Linked DNA regions of Homo sapiens: region 1 is linked to region 2. A link is a contact called in ENCODE Hi-C data. All regions are on one chromosome and are shown on one strand. The core of a region is the stretch at or near the end of the contact, and the rest is flanking DNA. Distances in the headings are between cores, read along the strand shown.

Evidence for each region. Hi-C counts contacts between places; a loop is a spot of excess contacts on that map. Pooled maps may share reads with other maps.
Region 1: a loop to region 2 is called in a map with no recorded cell type, with 3 times the contacts of the local background. The contact joins the enhancer-like site here to the promoter of LINC02852 in region 2. A Hi-C loop is called at or near these places in 1 of 168 maps with a recorded cell type or tissue (endothelial cell of umbilical vein), 1 of 37 single-sample maps with no recorded cell type and 4 of 50 pooled maps.

The regions. Positions count from the first base shown.
Region 1 is chr15:96,887,398-96,891,812 of GRCh38, forward strand. No RefSeq gene overlaps it. Among named protein-coding and RNA genes, the nearest start is that of SPATA8, 110 kb to the left of the region's middle. Within about 2 kb of position 2,916, at least 4 of the 41 ENCODE cell types and tissues checked have a DNase peak (open chromatin) inside an H3K27ac peak, as active enhancers do; they include endothelial cell of umbilical vein, where a contact is called at or near this core.
Region 2 is chr15:94,586,088-94,590,603 of GRCh38, forward strand. LINC02852 (long intergenic non-protein coding RNA 2852) reads right to left here and starts at 3,169. Exons shown (of 3, transcript XR_932641.4): 1 at 3,010-3,169.

The DNA.
Region 1 (4,415 bases), core at 1,666-4,165, 2.3 Mb after region 2:
ACCCGGGAGGCGGAGCTTGCAGTGAGCCGAGATCGCGCCACCGCAGTCAGGTCTGGGCGAAACAGCGAGACTCCGCCAAAAAAAAAAAAAAAAAAAGTTGCCTGCTTTTCTTTCTCTTTTTGTTCAAAACATTTATTGAATATTGCAAGGCATTGGACAAGTTTGTGTGCGATATACAAGTATGTCTTTAAGACAACATCCATGTGTTTTGGAGTCTTGTAATTGAGTGAAGGAAGAGAAAATTTGTATATAAAACAATGAAATTTTTAAAAAATCATATAGTAAACTGCGAAATAGAAAGAAGGAACTGGTGTGGGAGATCAGAGAGCTGGATGTAAGCCCTGGGCTCTTGTTGGTTCTGTGGCCTTGGATTGGTCTTATATACTTTCTAACCTTTGGTTTCCTCATCTGGAAAGTGAACATTGGTTTCCAAGATCTCAAGTTTTCTACTGGGCCTGAAGATTCTAAGTCCAGTAGCATTATTACTGCCATTCAGACTGATGCCATTCAGTCAGACTGCTATTCAGACTGAGTCATCAGGGACTCAAGAAATGATTTATGGAGAGGAAGTACATTCAGGCCTGTTCTTGAGATTTCTCTAGGCAGAGAAGGGAGAGTGGTTTTAGAGGATATCAGAGCAAAAGCTCAGAAATAGAAAACGACAGAATGTATTTGTAGTTATCCATACAACTCACATCAGAAGATGGATGTAGTCAAGTGAAACTGTTTTAAATTGAACTAAATTTTATTGAAAATCTCTCCTGTAACAAGCACTAGCCTGGGACTTCTCCTTATATTACCTAACTTAATCCACCACCAATATGGTGTGATAGGCATCAATACCCCTTTTTTGGAGATGAGGCAGGGATCTACATGCCACTGACCACCGAACCTCACAGATAATCCCAAAGGGCGAAATAAATTCTCTCGAGCAAACAACACACCTGGGTCCACATCTGGCCCATAGACCACCAGTTGTCAATGTTTGGTATGTGGAAACTAAAGTTCAGAGAGACTAGATGACTTAAATGGTACAGAGTGTTCGTATAATAAATTATGTTGAAATTTAAGTTTCCTGAATCCATGTCTGGTGCCTCTTCCACTATATGATCTTCTTATTAGAAAAACTGGAAGAGAAATCTGGGGAGATAGGTAGGCTCAGATCGTGAACAGCCTTGAAAATCAGCCCGAGATTTGGATTGTATTCAGTGACCAACCACAGGCTTTGAGTAGGATTTTGCTAGAATCAAAGTGGTTCCATGGGGTAGTTAATACAAAGATGAAAGAATATGGTTAAAAGGGTAAATTTAAGAATGGGATTCTAAGGATAGAAGTGGCAGAGTAGATTCAGAATGACAACGAAAAAAGATGAAATGTGAAAAAGGACATGACTGGATATTGATAAAACCAAGGAGGGGAATTAATCAAATGAGAAGTTCCAGGCCTAGTTAGCTCTTTCTTAGGCCACCCTCCCTGTTTTATGTGAAGAAACTGACATGTACAGAGAGTAGTTGAAACCATGTGAGTGATTCAAGGAAAAACATTAAAATCCTCTGATGAAATCCTTTGTTTATGAGCACAATTTACCAGAACACGAACTGCCTTTGGGGCTTTCCTTTGCTTGTCTCCATAACTAAAGTAGAGTCCCACTGCTGATTCAGAAACATATCTGCCATTAAGATGGGGTAGGGTTCTAAGTTTTTACCAAGAAAATTAACCAACCCAATTGTGGTGAAAATTTTGGTTTGATAAGTGAGCATAACTTTATGTGAAGGACTTAGCTAGGTTAGGTGGAAGGATAAACTGTGTGTGTGTGTGTGTGTGTGTGTGTGTGTGGATTTCATCAGTTTTTCTGTTTTAATGGTTTCTTTTTTGCCATTGTTTATCTGCCAGTACCCTGATTATGCAGTTGCCCTTTATAACCAAAAATGGATACTTTTTTTTCTTCCTGCGGTAGAACTTCAACAAATGCTGCTTTGAATCTGAAACTGGCAGAACTGATGGAAAGACAAGTACCAAATGCTCAAGTATATCTGACATGATGCATTTGAAGCATTTTGTATCTTAGTAATGAAAGAAAAAATTGTAAACTTGAGTAAATTATATTTAATTACAAAAAGTCTATAGAATATAGAGGTAAATTGAGAGTATAAAGTAGCCAACTGTTTCTGTTGACTTTAAATAGTGTCAATTCAAACACTATGTCGGGCAAATGTTGAAAAAACTGAAATGATCAGTGTAGATTTTAGTTCAATTTGAAAAATATTTATTTAACTGCCAATCTTATTAAAAGAAGAAACCTTTTAAAGTATATTGGAAATAAGTTGACTGCTCTCTTACCTAAAGGGATCTTAATTATAAATGACTCATACATAAAAAAATTAAAATGTAGCAAAGCAATACTGAAGGTAATATAATATAAATATTATATAAAATTCAAATATATCTAGTATATTGCATTCTTCAAAAATAATCTGGGCTGGAATTACTTTTTATGTGGCACAGACCTCTCCTGTTCCCGGCAATTCCAGAAAGTTCAGAAGTCACGTGGGAAAATATTGTAACATGGGAAATTATACTTAATATTAAATATGCAATGAATCAACATACAATGGTTTGTCTAAATGTTGACAGAAATCATGTGAACCATATTTTTTATTATGTAGCTACCCTAAGATGGAAAATTGTTTGGTGTTCGTTTCCAAAAGGAATCCTTCGTCAGAATGTTTGTGGGCTTTATTTTTTTTTTCTTCTCTCTCATTCTCTTTCACTTTCTCTTTCTCTTTTAAGGTAATATACTTTGCTCTCTGTGAAGCCCTTTGACTTGAAGAAATAGTGATCTAAGATAATGTCCTGCCATCCAGAAGAATTGTAGGCACGGGAGAGATTGAAATTGGTGTGTAATGTTATTGCTTCCTTCATTTCATAACTGTAAAGCAATGTGCTAATCAAAGAGCCAGTCTGTGTGCACATGCGAGCTCTCTGTCTGGGAGGCAGACCTGATGCAGACCAGAACCCCTGCTTTCCAGGTGGGCTACAGTCTATGAGGCTCCTTCTGTGTTCTGTATTTTGACTTGCTTAGACTTTCAGATAAAACTTAAAGTTACAGCAATATCTTTTTTTTTTTTTTTGCCAGAGTTAAGTCAGATAAACTTGAATATTCAAGTTAATGTTTATTTACTGACTTACTTCAATATAGAATATTTCTTTTTTTCTTTAAAAAGAGTGCTAAGAATATTTCCGAGCTTTGCAGGATGCATCTCATTTGGGTCTCTTTTTTCTTACTGGGGCAAAGTAAATATACAAAATGAACCCCACACCATTTATATCAGAGTAAGAAACACAAACTTTAGATGTGATTTTAATATGATGCATGTGGGGAAAGGATTCCACAGCAACTGCTTAGTACCATCTTTCATTTATTTTTTTGCCTAGAATCCTGGACAGGGTGGGTCATTTTCTTCACGCATTGCTCCTGTTCACATTTTTTTTTCTTTCTTTAAAATTGCGGAGGCTTGGCTGTTGCTATTTGGTGTTGCTTGACCCTTCTGGTCTCGCAATGACTCCCGGGGGTGAAGGAGAGCTTCCTAAAGTTCTGAAGGAGAAAATTTAATCAGCAAAGTAATCATTTCTGCTGTGATGGAAAAAAGGAGGCCGGTATGAATGACAAAACAGCTGTGGACCACCAAAAAAGTCAACTGGAATTGGAAGGAGGGAGACCTAAAAAAAAAAATTGCTTCGAAGGCATAGCATTAAAGGGAAAATGAATCAGAAAAGAGATCTGAAGTGCTAGAATGCACTGCTTAATAACTTTAAATAGTCCATTGAGTCTTCCGGAATTTTTTTTGTTCTTCTTCAAGAATAATCTGCTTACATCGTTAAGACCTCAGCTAAGCTCAGTAACACAAATTACCAGATGTTGTATCCCCTAGTTTTTCCATCAAAAGACCAACCACCAAGCTTGTTGAAAGAGAAAGGTCATTGTCCCTCCCTGGCTATAAAACTATTTTTGCAACTCCTAACAAATGAAATGAGAATACCTTTCAGCTGTAGAAGGAACCTATCTCCCGCTCCTTCGAAGTCCCCCTGTTTGGCTTTGTTATTTTCTAATAACGCACTCATGTGTAAGCTAATAACGTGAACAGAGGGAAAATGAAGAGACTTAAAAAAAAAAAAAAAAAGGAAAAAAGCAGAATGAATTAGGGCAATTGAGGTCGCTCTGTTTCATTTTTGCTGGAAGGATTTTAGCCCTAGTTTTTACCTTATCGCTTATTACACAATTTACGATAAAATGAGATGTGATTCCATTCTTATTGTTGTGCTATAGTCTATTGAACATGCATATATAGAATTCATTTCAGATTTAAACACTATCTTAATTATAAACTGAATAAAATGGACAACCTATCAGGTTT
Region 2 (4,516 bases), core at 1,919-4,418:
AAAAGAGGCTGGAAATACAGTGCTGGTCTGATTCTTTGACAGTTTCCCAATTCCTAGGGCTCCAGCCATACCGAGTCTCCTTGCCTGTACACGGGCAGCAGGTGGAGGCTCAGAGGATAGTAGGCTACACACTTCTTTGAAATACTGTAATTTAGAATGTAGAAGTGAAACATACGCCACTAACCATCATGATACCTTTTTTGTCTGTGTACTAAAAACTAGAATGTTTTAGAAAGAAATATTACAGTAGGAAGGTTAGGTTTAAATCAATTTGAGGCAGAAAAAAAATGAGGAACCTCTTCTTTCTTTCAACAAAGATCCACTGTACACCACTCATGTACCAGGCAGTGGTGAAGTAGTGAAAAACAAGATAGCCATGGCCTCTGCTTCCATATCTGTGGTCCTTAAAGATGGCCAAGAATTTTCTTGATGCTCTGGGCTGGCTCTGTGACTGCTTTGGTCAACAGCGATGTGGTATCAGTATATTAGTCTCCTGGAGCTACCATAGCAAAATACCATAGACATGGGGGCCTTAAAAACAATATTAATTGTCTCACAGTTCTGGAGGTGGCAAGTCCAAGATAAGGTGTTGGCTGAGTTGGTCCCTTCTGAGGCTCTGAAAGAGACTCTGTCCAATGCCTCTCCGCACATCCTGATGGTTTGCTGGCCATCTTTGGCTTGTAGATGCATCATTCCATCTCGGCCTTGATCTCTGCATGGCATTCTCCTTGTGAGTCTTTGTATTGTCTTCTCTTTGTGCACATTTGTGTCTCTGTCACAATGTACCCTTTGTATTAAGGACACTAGTTACGTCGGATGAGGCCTCACCCTAATGACTACCTCTTAACTTGACTATATTTACAAAGATACTATTTCCAAATAAGGTCATGCTTTGAGGTACTGGTAGTTAGGATTCCAATATGTCTTTTCAAGGGGACACAATTCACTCCTAACAGTCAGACCAGCCCTTAAGAGATTGATGACTTCTTCTTCTTGTCTTGAACACTCGCATTTGCAAATTAGCCACCCTGTTTTGAGGAAGCCAAAGGGCTTCATGGGGAGGCCCATTTGGAGAGGACCTGAGGCCCTCTGGCCAACAGCCCCACCTCAGTTCCCAGCAAGGACTGCCAGCTGTGTGAGTGAGTTATCTTGGAATAGATAACTCACTTCCAGACCTCAGTGGAGCTAACACAGCTGCCCTGTGTATAACAGTCATGTGCTACTGCTAATGAGCCTGACCCAAATTGCATATTTGTGAGCAAAGCAAATGTCTGTTATTGTTTTCAGCCACTAAGTTACATGAGAATAGATCATCATAACAATATCCTTGAAAGCAGACATTACACAAGTAGTTGTGTGTGACAAGTGTTGGAAATGAGAAGCACAAGACCCCGGCAGGGAGTAAACAAGACAGCTTAGCCGGTCTTGCACTGGTCTGCTTTGTTACTAAGTAAATGCTCTTCCGTGCAGATCAATTGGAGGTGCTTTACTAGTTTGGCATTCCTAGCAAAAGGCATATTTGTTCTTGCCTACCTGGCTTTCTGAGATGCATTTAATTCGAAAACACCTTCACTCTCTTTGCATCTGTGTTTCCCCTTTGGGAAGTGGGAAGGGTGGGAAAGCCCGTAAGTGGGTGATAACAGCTCCCATCCAAAGAGAACTCCATTTACTTTCATCTCCTTCATAATGGCACAGAAAATGGAGCATAAAAATACCCCGTGGAAGGTTAAGTGCTCTGTACTAACAGTGGAGGATATGGAGGAGGCAATGAAGCGAAGGTCGGAATGAACAGGGAGGGGTGAGTTCACATGTGGGTGGTTTCTTTCTTTTCTTTTCTTTTCTTTTTTTGCCTCCTCTTTTACTACTGTTCAAATGAAGCTATGTGATACAACACTTAATAATAAAGGGAAATTGCACAGCAGATAGGCAAGGTGACCACTTTTGACAAGAGTCCCTATCAAATCAGGTAATCCAGAGTGGTATGCTACATTCAGCAAACCAGAACAAGGCCATCTTGTCTTCTAAGAAAACCTGAGGCCAGGTTTATATTCCAAGTCTGTTGTGAGGGATGGGCAGAACCGGATGGGGCTGGGTCCAAGGGGTCATTCTGTTCAACATCTAGGACAGCTGTGTTGGACAATGGTGTGCTTTTAGTTTAAGGAACCCGGGGTCCAGGCTTGGGATGGCATTGGAGCTTTAGACATGGTTTCCTTGGTTCATTCACTCAATGAATACTGAGTGCCTTATATATGCCAGACATTGACGTAGGTAGGCAATGAATAAGTCACACAAGGACTCTGTTCATGTCACAGATTCATTCTAGCAAAGAGAGTGGCACAAATATAACAGACATATATGTATATATATATAATTTTAATTATAATAAAGTGACAAAGTGGAGGGTAAAACTGTCAGTCTTTTTATTCAAAGACCTTTCATTCAAACCCTGATATTTCCTTAAGTGACTTAAATAAACTCCAAATGACTTCTCATGGCATTTAAGATCCTGCACAATCTAATTCCTACTATACTTCCAAAATTATTTTTTTTCTCCTTTCATCATTCCTCAGGACACACCTGTACATTTCAGTGTTGTGAAGCATAGCTCTGGTATCAGACTGCCTAGGTTCAAATCTCAGCTATGGCACTCATTAGCTATATGACCTTAGGTAAGTTACTCAGCCTCTGTGAGCCTTAGCTTTGACTTCTGTAAGATGAGTAGAATACGATTGCTATCTCCCTGGGTGACTGTGAAAATCAGACGAGATCATGGATATGAGAGGGCAGCATTCATACTAAAGTAAGATATGACTTACTTGGAAGTATTAATGACTACATTATAATAAAAGTTTATGTGTGTATTCATATATATATATTCTATATTTAATCTAACAGTGACTCTGTTCTGAGTCAGAATATATCTTAATGCCACATAGTAAGCCTTAGACTGTGCCTATTTTACTATTCATGCACAGTGGATAGATGCTGAATAAAATATAGTCAACTCACTGGTGTCTTGCGGTGATGGCAGAGATCCTTAACTAGGAGGAATGCTGTTTCAGAGGGCTCAGAATGGGTAATTAGGAGACTGTCACAAGGAAGCGTGAAGAACTGCACTCTTTAGCTTAAAGAACTGCAGTTGGGAGCCATATGATGAGAATCCATGTGTGCCACTTGGCAACATTAGAATTCCAAAACAGAGTGATCTTTAAAGATTCCCTCCCCTTGCAGCTGGGTGGAGAGGTGATCTGGGCTGCTCTGGAAACAGCGGTGAGCCTTTTATCATTTAAATATTATTCCATCGGGGGCAGAAAAGGGGGACAAAATACTGAAAATAAAAGTTAATTAAAAAATAAAATCAAGAGAAATGTCTCTCAGAGGCCACCTCTGGTACAGAGACCACCTGTCATTAAGCATTTTCCTGTCTATAAACCCAAGATTGGAAGCTGATCGACTCTTCTCTTGTTTAATTTTTAATGCCTCCTGTCTGGTCTCTGTGGTAGCTATTATAAACAGAGGCTGTCACATAGATATGTACCTTGCCCAGAGAAAAAGTGATGCTTCCCACTACCAGAACTGATATCCACTGGGCAAAACCTGCAGTGGGATTTATTACTTGCCTTGGAGAATTTGCTCTTGCATTGATGCAAGTCTCTCCTCTCCTTGTGGGTGGATTAATATAATAATAGAGGAAGAGAATGTCGTTGAGAAAAGAGAATAAATGGTGGCTCCTGAGCAACAGGGTATCTTCAGATCCTAATTTTCACCTTTCTGGTTCCTTGGGTCACTCATTCAATACAAATTTATTGAGCATCTACTATGTGCCATGCATTGTTGTATGTACTGAGGTCAAAGCAACAAAGCCAGAGAAAAATCTTTATTCTTTTACCCCACAAGACATTCTATTGAGGAAAGGGAGAGAATAAATACTTTAACAAATAAGAGTGCTGGGCCATTTTAAATGATGAAAGGGCAAAGAAAGTAAAAGCTGGAAATATGGCACCCTGGGAAGTGGGTAGGAAAGGCCCCCTAAGGAGGTAATGGTTAAGTAATAAGGTGAGTGATGAGGAGCAGCCAAGAAGGCAAAATCACATGGAATGGCATTCCAAGAAGAGGGAATGGCAAACACAAAGGCCCTGAGTTGGAGATGAGCTTAGCTTCTTTAAGAAGCAGAGGCATTCGCTGCGTTAAGAGAAGGGACTTCAGACTTATGATGAATACAGGCAATTGAAGGTGCCAGAGGACTTTCAGGAACCTGTAAAAAGGGGGAAGATTTGGTTCTGAGATTAGGTTTCAAACCTGGGATGCAAACATTCAATTACAGCCTCATTTTGGCGAATGTGAAAGAAAAGTGTAGGAGATCATCTTTCTTGAGTGGATTCACTCAGTCGTGCTCCCTAGACATGACCTTCATGGACCTGTTGCCTTGGTCTCCAGGGACCCGTTCCCTCCTGACTATATGAATGCAGTGGTCTTTATACTGGGAGCCCTTTCTCCTTCCGTCACTCCAGGCCCC